Regions from separate parts of the Homo sapiens genome. Here region 2 is linked to region 1. The links are chromatin loops, found by intact Hi-C in ENCODE. Cell type or tissue: MCF 10A. All regions are shown on one strand.

The links. Hi-C counts contacts between places; a loop is a spot of excess contacts. Peaks named below come from ENCODE experiments on the same cell type or tissue, not always from the same donor. Only the 100,000 strongest peaks of a DNase experiment are listed, where the experiment ranks them.
Region 2: a loop joins it to region 1, with 3 times the contacts of the local background. A loop is called at or near these places in 3 of 110 quality-filtered maps.

Annotation. Positions count from the first base shown.
Region 1 is chr5:128,535,833-128,540,832 of GRCh38, reverse strand. It overlaps FBN2 (fibrillin 2), which reads left to right and starts at 2,588. Exons shown (of 65, transcript NM_001999.4): 1 at 2,588-3,483; 2 at 4,349-4,431. The coding sequence starts at 3,230. RefSeq lists enhancers at 1,762-2,262, 3,988-4,918. In MCF 10A, no CTCF peak of the experiment used is centred here; DNase peaks (open chromatin) are centred at 1,642, 2,382, 2,932 and 3,222.
Region 2 is chr5:128,645,556-128,650,555 of GRCh38, reverse strand. It overlaps LOC105379167 (a long non-coding RNA gene), which reads left to right. Exons shown (of 3, transcript XR_948768.3): 2 at 3,510-3,633. Among named protein-coding and RNA genes, the nearest start is that of FBN2, 110 kb to the right of the region's middle. In MCF 10A, no CTCF peak of the experiment used is centred here; no DNase peak of the experiment used is centred here.

The sequences.
Region 1 (5,000 bases):
CTTGCTTTTTTTTTATTTTAGTAGACTGTATATGCTAGAGATCACTCTCTAAGAGCATACAGAGTTTCTCTTCATTCATATTTGACAGCTGCATAATACTTCACTGAATAGATGAAGTCATACACAACAGTTGCTTGTTCATGGGAAGTTTGTGTTTCTAGTCTTTCACTATTATAAACAGTGCTGCAAAGAACAGTCAAATGTATGCACCATTTCATTTTTTTTTGTCTATGTATCTTTTATATAGGTTCCTAAAAGTGGAATTGCTGGATCAAAGGGTAAAGGCATAGGCAATTCTAGAGCATTTAGATTTAATGTGATGGACAGGAATGAACCATGAAGCCACGTAAGTATTAAACAACAGCAACAACAACAAAAAAAGCAGATACAGGATGTTTTAAATGGTATGACTAAAACACTGCTTTAAACCAGGAGATAGTTACATTAGTTAGCTCTTTTAGTTTAAATAATTTTATTATTTGAAGCGAAGTACGTGAAAATAACTGTATTGCTCTTTCTCTGGATTTTAACAAATCGGTGTCTCACATGAAATTATGTAACTCTTATCTTTTCTTCTGCTTTATGAGAATACTGTAACAAGGGGTACTACCTTCAGACCCTTTGACTACATGGAGAAATAAAGGAGGGAGTTGTGCCAATTACTGGAGAATTTTGGCTGTCAAATAGCACATCTGGGCAATTTGGGCCAGAAATACATATATATGATATATGATATATATATGATATATGATATATATGATATATGATATATACGATATATATGATATATGATATATATGATATATACGATATATGATATATACGATATATATGATATATATGATATATGATATATATGATATATATGATATATATGATATATATGATATATATGATATATGATATATATGATAGATCATATATGATCTATCATATATATCATATATCATATATCATATATATGATATATATGATCTATCATATATATGATATATCATATATGATCTATCATATATATGATATCATATATATGATATATGATATATATGATATATGATATATATCATATATATGTTATGTGTATATATGTATATATGTACGTGTATATATATACACACACACACACACACACACCCTCCTATACATATTCAACATTTTCCCCTTTAAACTAAGGTTTTCTAGGCTTGAATAAACCAGACACTGCTCTTTTGTACTGTTTCGCAAACTGTGCTTGGATGGTCTCTCCTTGTTTTCAGGAGTGTTTGATTTTTAAATTGTGATATTCCACTAAATGAGAAATGACCAGGACTTCACAGAGATTTCATGAAAGGAGGGCCACAAAGGAAGAACCCAGAGCAGGCCGGTGAGAGGCACTCTAAGAGGTACAGAGGGTTGCACCAATTGCTAGGATTTAATCAATCAGAAGGGGTCCAAGCCAGGAAGCAAGGGCATGCCCCGAGCCTCATTTACCCGCCTTGTCACCACCCTGCCCGCTAGTACATTTCAGAGTCTCTAACCCCTCCCTGCATGCAAGCCCAGGCAGAGTCCTGCCAGGTTTCACACCAGAGCACACCCCTGCACGGACTCCCCAGGACCGCGGCGCCGGCTGGCTGCCTCGGCCCCCCGCGGCCGCGTGAGCTCCCTCTTGGTGGTGGAGGGCGCATTTCAATCTGGAAACTCCCAGCCCCTAATTTGGTCCCGCAGACTGACGCCGCTCCCGGTGGGGCGGTGGGGGTAGGAGGGCAAAGGGGAGGTCTCCTCCTTCTTGGATTGAGGCTGCAACCAACAGCCCCGTGAGCCTCTATTCCTGGCTGACTGCGAATCCCCCCATCCCAGGTCAGGGGCCGGGACCCTACAGAAAGACCCGTTCTCATCCTCAACCTTGCGGCCTCTGTCCGGCGGGGAAGTTCAGCTGCGGGTCAGTTCAGCTGCGGGTCCGGCCAAGCCTGGCGCGCTTAGGCACCCTAGTCCCTGGTCCGCGGCCGGGCGAGGACGGAGGGGGAGGGGAAGGGGCTGCTGCCTCCTTTCCCAAATCCGGTCCCTAATCGCCCCATCCCCCGCCGTCTACTCGCTTTGTACAGGCAGTCAAAACAGAGCTAGCGGCCAATTGACGGGGACGGGAAGCAAAGCCGCCTAGCGCCTCGCCCCCTCCAGCCGGCCCCCCGGGCCCCTCCTCTCGGCGCCCGGACCTTGGCCCTCCCTCTCCTTTCCCACTTCTCTCTTTGCCCTAACTTCGCCCCCATCCCCCGCTCATTTCCTCTCGCACCCGGGCTCGCCAATCCCTCTTTCCAAGTCCCTCTTCCAGCCCGGCCTTCCTCTCGGGTTCGCCCCCCTTCTCCCCAATCTCCGTCCTCTTCCCTCCCTTCGCCCTCCCCCCCTTCCTTCCTCTTCCCCTCACCCAACCCTGGTTCCCCTCGTTCCTCAGTCCCGATCTCTCCCTTACTCTGTCCCCGCCCACTCTGCGCCGGCCTCTCAGTCCGGGTTGAGCCCCACGTGTGGACGGCCGCGCCCCCACTGACAGCCGCCGCCCGCCGGCCCGCCCCGCGCCCCGCCGGGCCTCTAAAACCCCCGCGCCGCGCCCTCCACCGCCGCATCTTCTCCAGCGCCCAGCCTCCCGCCCTCTCTCTTGCTGGCCGCACGCCCCGGCCCCGCGCACCTCCGCCCGGCTCCGCAGCCGCTACCCGCGCTTCGTTGCCCTGTGGGACTCCGAGCGAGCCCGGAGGGAACCCTCCTCTTCTTCTGGGGGCGACTTTTGTTTGCTTGCCTGTTTCTTTCTGGTGACTTTTGCAGCTTTCCAATATCCGTCTTCGGAGCGCACGGGAATCCGCCGAGCTCTGCGTGCAGGCCCTTTTTTCTTTTGAGGTTCACATTTTTTGAAATTTTACGCCAGGGCTTTTGTAATTTCCTCCCCCGCCCGCTGACGGTCCTGGAGTCGCTCGGGGCTTTAGGCCGGTTATGCAACGTGTACCGCTCGGGGCTGCCGGCTGCACCTCCGCCGCGCCTCGCCGCTCACTGCGCTAGACCCGGCGCCCCGCGTCTCGCTTCGCGGGCAGTCAGGGGGCCGGCGCTCTGTCGAGGTCTCCAGCTAGAGCAGGGAGCCCGAGCCCGAGGGAGTCCCCGGAGCCGACGAAGGGCTTATTAGACCCTGACTCTTTTCTGAGGCGCGCAGATTTTGTCTTTGATCACTCCCTCTCCGCGGGTCTACGGCCGCGCGCTTTCGGCGCCGGCGATGGGGAGAAGACGGAGGCTGTGTCTCCAGCTCTACTTCCTGTGGCTGGGCTGTGTGGTGCTCTGGGCGCAGGGCACGGCCGGCCAGCCTCAGCCTCCTCCGCCCAAGCCGCCCCGGCCCCAGCCGCCGCCGCAACAGGTTCGGTCCGCTACAGCAGGCTCTGAAGGCGGGTTTCTAGCGCCCGAGTATCGCGAGGAGGGTGCCGCAGTGGCCAGCCGCGTCCGCCGGCGAGGACAGCAGGACGTGCTCCGAGGGTAAGTGGGCAAGCGGCTCCGCACCTAGGGCTCCGGCTTGGGGGAGGGGGGAATCCTCAGTTTGGCGGCTTTCTGGCCCACTCCGTCCCAGACCCTTTAGCTGGAGCCTAGAGCTGCAGCCCCCTTTGCCAGAATATCCAAAGACCCCCAGGAGCGCGTCCCCCTTTTCCTTCCCAACCCCGCAGCTCAGCGGGCGGAAAGCCCTCTCTCCGGGGGTTGGGCGGCGGGTGGTTAGGGGGTCCAGGGGTGCCGATCGCAGAGCGTGTGCAGAGCTCGCGCTGCGGGAACAGGTTCTGAATGTCCGGCGGCAGGCGGGCCTGGGTCCGCCTGCTGCAGGGGCCAGAGAAGCCTGCTTGCTCCCCACGTCGGGGCCGCCGCTCGTGAGCCTTTTGTTTGAGGACGTGTGCAGGGTTCACAGCTCACCTTCTCATCGTCAACCCGAGCGCTCCACCTTGCGACGCGCTTTCCTTGACACGTCGGGGCCAAAGTAACAGTTGACCAAGGAGGAATGGATTTGGGAAGGAGGGCAAGGATTCTTTGGAACGGAATGGTCCCTTTGTTCTCTGCATCTGGAAGCTAGAATAGTAGCAAATTATATGTTTCCATGCCTCTTTTCGCCCTTTAAAAAGGCAGGCAAGGGACGACAGATGAAAGGCAGTGTTTAGACATTTCTGACCCTCCTGCATTCCAGCATCTAGCTCTTTTGCTTCCACGTCTGCCTCCCGATCTCCAATAATTTGAAGTGTAATTTTGATTTGTTTGTTGTCCTGAAATCTACTCGCTCGGGGCATTGCTTACGAAGACCGTTTATATGTTGCTGCATCCCTCTACCTATCTGTTACGTGACCGCGCTTGTCCATCACAGGCCCAACGTGTGCGGCTCCAGATTCCACTCCTACTGCTGCCCTGGATGGAAGACGCTCCCTGGAGGAAACCAGTGCATTGTCCGTGAGTGCTTGGCAGGGATCGCAGCTTGGGGCAGCGCACTCGGCCCTATCTCCGGCCGACCTCTTGCACTCAGCCATTTGGACGCATAGTTGCGTTTAAAATCAAGTGATCACATTGCACTGATAATCGGGACGCGGCCCCATTTGAATAGTGGGGAAGACTCAACCGGTTTGAGTCAGTTCAGACTTCACTTCTAGACTCTGTTGAAGGGCAATAATGATAAAGATTTCAAAGATAATTGAAAGTTTTATCTTTCTATGTCTATTAATACAAATTGGAAGAGGGGAGGAGTAGAGCAATTATCTAGATAACTCAAAACCACTTTTTCTGTAAAAAATCCAGATGAGACCACATGTTATTATGCAAATTATCAGGCTTTTAACTCTGCTTGAGGTTTGGGCCTTATGAAGATCAAGATTTCTTAGGCATTTATATAAAACCACTTTCTTATTTCTGGTTTTATATCAACAACCACATAACCTAGATACGAAAGGAGCATTCTCGCGGATTTAGTGTTGACCTAAGTTAACAAACTTTTAAAAGACAGAACTCTTACAAAGGGGCTTGAG
Region 2 (5,000 bases), 110 kb before region 1:
CCTCAAGAATCTAGAACCAGAAATACCATTTGACCCAGCAATCCCATTACCAGGGATATACCTAAAGGATTATAAGTCATTCTACTATGAAGACACACGCACATGTATGTTTATTTCAGCACTATTCACAATAGCAAAGACTTGGCACCAACCCAAATGGCCATCAATGATTGACTGGATAAAGAAAATGTGGCACACATACACCATGGAATACTATGCAGCAATAAAAAAGGATGAGTTCATGTCCTTTGCAGAGACATGGATGAAGCTGGAAACCATCATTCTCAGCAAACTAATACAGGAACAGAAAACCAAATACCACATGTTCTCATTCATAAGTAGTAGTTGAACTATGAGAACACACGGACACAGGGAAGCGAACATCACACACCCGGGCTTGTGGGGGCTAGGGGAAGGATAGCATTAGAAGAAATACCTAATGTAGATGGTGGGTTGATGGGTGCAGCAAACCACCATGCCACATTTACACCTATGTAACAAACCTGCACGTTCTGCACATGTATCCTAGAACTTATAGTATAATAATAATAATAAAAGAAATTACCCTGTCTTAGGTATTTCTTTATGGCAGCACAAGAACGGACTAATATAAGCATGTTTAAAAGTGTCAAATGTTGCAGAGTCACTTTTAAGATGTCTAAATATTGATAATAGAAGGTGATTTTGAGAAGTTTATCAATAAACCTTAGCAAGAGCATTGCAATAATGAGTTGGACTTAGATTGGATATGAAAGGAAGGAAAGAGAGGTCAGTATGTTGAAAATATATTGAGAGAAGGGCTATGAGATGGGAAAGATTTGATCATGTTTATGTACTGACATGAAAGGAGAATTTTGAAGATACAGAAGAGAGGGGTGATTATGATCTTAGTGAGAAGGAAATAAATCTCGTAGTTATAAGCTGATTGGAACAAGAACCATAGTATACTGCCAATTATTAATTGCCATAATTCATAAAAACAACATTTTATTACTCTCTATAAACTTCAGCTATGATCATTTCTACATATTTTAGGGCACTATTTAACTTTATTTCCCTCCTAATTTTCTTTGCAGGAGAAATACTAACTACTTTTGACACATCTGGCTTATCACAGAAGAACTCATGATTTACCAATTGTTTTCCTTTGGTTTCATCAGTTTCCTCTTTGTGCAGTGTTATGCCTCATCATACAAGAATGTCATGTTTCCCCATTATGTTAGTGTATACAAGATGAAGAAAATATGTTTTCCAAGTAACATTCTGAACATAAAGTACATATTTTCCATCACTTCTAATTTAGAGCACAACAGTTTCTTTCTGGTTTCTAACAGGACACAAACTAAATATAAAATTTGAAGAACACCATAATTGCAATGATATATAAAATGCTATTTGTGTAAATACTAATAACCATACATTTTTCTTATTCACATGTCAATGTGTGGTTTTCATATACGTTACATATTTTTAAAAGGTCTTAATGATGTGATGTATCTGATTACTTAGAGTGGCAGAGGCACTCTTCACTGGTTACTAATTACTGCTCTATCAGGGTTTCTAATCATTTTTGAATCACAGATAAGCTTGAGAACCTGATGAAAATCATGCCCCATGTTTCTAGAAGAAATACATAAACCTGGACGTATATGCACATATAAATTTGCATACCTTTTTGGAGATTAAAAAGCCTGATTTAAAGGAATATAATTTTGGGATATTGGGGTTAATGTCAAAGGAAAAATAAAGAGCATAACATTGAAGGCATAGCAACATGGTTTGTTTGTTTGTTTGTTTGTTTGTTTAGTTAGTTAGCTAATTATTTTGAGACAAGGTTTCACTCTGTCACCCAGGCTGGAGTGCAGTGGCTCAATCATGGCTCACTGCAGCCTCGACCTCCCAGGTTCAAGTAATCCTTCCACCTCAGCCTCCCAAGTAGCTGGGACTATAGGCATATGCCACTATGCCCAGCTAATTTTTTTGTATTTTTTTTTTTGTAGAGACAGGGTTTCATCATGTTGCCCAGAATGGTCTTGGACTCCTGGGCTTATGCAATTCTCTCGCCTTGGCCTCCCAAAGTGCTGGGATTACAGGCCTGAGCCACCAGGCCCAGCAGCAACATGGTTTAAAAGCAAGAGTTTTGGAGTCAGATTTGGATTCAAGTCTTGACCCAGCACTTAGCAGTTGGGTATTCTCAGCCATGTTACTTAACAACTCTTAGCTTAAGTATATACCTATGTAAAGTGAGGTTGGAGAAAGGATTCAATTAGATAAAAAGCAAAGTACGTGACAAATGCATATAATATGCAGATAGTCGATGTTTGTTTTAAATTCCAGGGAAACAGCTTCAATTGAATGGTTCTCAAAGGCATGGGAATTTTTCATTTAGATTTTGTTGTTTATGTTTAAATCTATCAGATTTGGATTAAGAATCTCACAGAAAGTTAATCTCAAAATCCAGCTTTCTGATTGCTGAGTCTGATAGAAGTATTGCTGTGCTGTATACACACCGCTCAGGTAGTGCGCATCTTTGGTTGGGGTGACCTTCTAGGGGTCATTCGGTCACCAAGTGACAGGATGCCATGGATCAGTGGGCACAACTAATTCTCTTTAGTATTTGAAATATCCCATAGAGTGACATGTTTTACAAGGTTGTTCTCAATATTAGTCAGTTAAATAACAGAATGAAAAGGTGCTTAACTTTGGCAGAAAAGAAAATACACATATTCCACAAACAAGAAAGATAATTGTGATAATTTTATCAAATGCCCTAAGTCACCCTCATATGTTTCAATTATCAAAAGTAATATTCTTGTTATATAATAATATATAATAAAATTCCAGATTTTAAAATGTGTTATAAGATTTCAAGGATCATACTAGTTGTGATGGCAGTTCATTTGGCTAAGATTGACATTTTTGGCTTCTTAAAACAGTGCTCTCAGTCCTGTAGCTTCAGACACAGCTTCACTAACGAGGGTAGGACCTTAATTTCAATTTCCTCATCTGTTCTCTTATTTCAGCCAACGAACAGTATCCTAAGGCTGTGTGCTGACCTCGGAACATGAGTCTAGACAGAACACTAGAAAATGCCTTTAAAAGGTGCCATGAACAATATCCAAAATATCATCTCTTGATTGGGCCGGACAATTTATTGTGCCAAAATCCTTCTATGTGTGGTTGCACCCAAAGCAGGTGCTTCTATGGAAAATATATCCAAGACAATTTCTGTCTCATTTTACTTTGAGCAAAGCCAATTTTTAATTTAAAAAGTACATGCTTAGATGCCTCTGAGATGTTTTCCTGACATAGTAATCCAAGTAACTTCTGACTGAGACGAAGGGAAGGTATCTCTCTCTGAAGAGCCTTATCATAGAGTGAGAGTTTTAAAGAGTTTTGGGAAAGCTCTGCCCTTCTGAAATTGAATTTTGTTCAGGATATTGAGATTTTAAGGGCATTTTGCCTCCTTGCCAATTTTATTATACCATTATTTTTTATTTAAATTACAGATTCTTTTTTGTCTCCTTCTCTGCAAGAGGCTGGCACCAGATCACCTCCTGAGTAGAGCAGACATTCCAAAGGATGTCCTGCCAACAATAATGGAAAGCTGGATACAACTGAATATGTAAAATGGTACCTGAGATGCTTAGAAAACTGTAAAGTTTAATGCTGCATATCCAGTGCAAATGTCAAACACTACAGCTGCTGCTTCTACATGCTGCATGAAAAGCGTGTTTGTGTGTGTGTGTGTGTGTATGTGTGTGTTTAAATTCATGGCTTCTTTTTTCTTTGCTTATGAATCTCTGCACATCTGTCTTTTAAAATGTCTTATTTATAGGGTCAACATTTCTTGTCTAATGAGATGGGCCAAAAAGATCTTTAATCACTCACATACTCACAAGGAAAATGACATGTCCCAAATAAAAGATTGAGCAGGATTTATTTCTAAAATATCTTAAATGTTCTCCAATAACACTTGACAAATATAATTTTCAATACTGACTGAACTTTTCTTCCCCTTAGGAGTTCTACACTCATTTAAAATAAATAGTATATCGTTGATGGTTTTTGAAGTCTCAGAATGTTAAGCTGCCTTTTAGAAATTCTGAGTTACATAGAAAACATTAAGAATCTATCTTCTTAATTTAAACAAATGGCATGGTACATTCCCCAAACACTCAACCACCATAAATAACACTGGGAATACTAAGAATGCATGATTCAGGAGATGCAGAAAAATTGTACTTTCCCAGAAAATCTGCGTTTTATAAAGAAAGGCACATAACCTTTCTGGAAGCCTCAGGTATTGCACCTTCAAAGATGATTCTTTTATTCAACCTTAACCTAAAAATCACAGGATTATGACAAAGCATAAGTTTAAAAATAAAAAATTGCTTAAAATATTGAAAATGTAAATTCCTGAAGATTTGAAGACACATGTAATTTCATAAGAAGGGGGGCTTCATATGGATATACAGTACAAAAAATGTCTTCATAAAGAAACAATGACTTGAATTGATTCTACACTTTAGGGAAGCTATTCTTTTTAAATGAGACTTTGAATTGGGGACAAAGACCTTGACACTGGAGTACCCACTATAGTGTAGCTGATTTAAAGCACCAGGGGTTTAAATGGTCACAATATATTATTTTCGGTAAGTACACTTCTGGAATGTTTCAGTTTGGATTAAGCATCCTGAAACATGGATTTAATTAAAGGAGCCCTTCAGATAATTATGGGACTGATTTTCAAAGGCATGCTAGATGATTCAGATTCCTAGCAACATTCTGAGCTGCATCATTTAAAGACTGGTCTGGAAGGGCTATCCTCTGAGAATTTATCATTTTCCAAGAACTGAAGAAATTTCCTGGCTGAACATCTAGAAGTCAAAAACTGAGACCTGGAGCATCTTTATCTTAAATAACTATCAACTTTGAGTGACATTTAGGAGCCTCTTAGAAAGGCCTCAAAAGAGCAGGCTCAGATTTACCAGAATAAG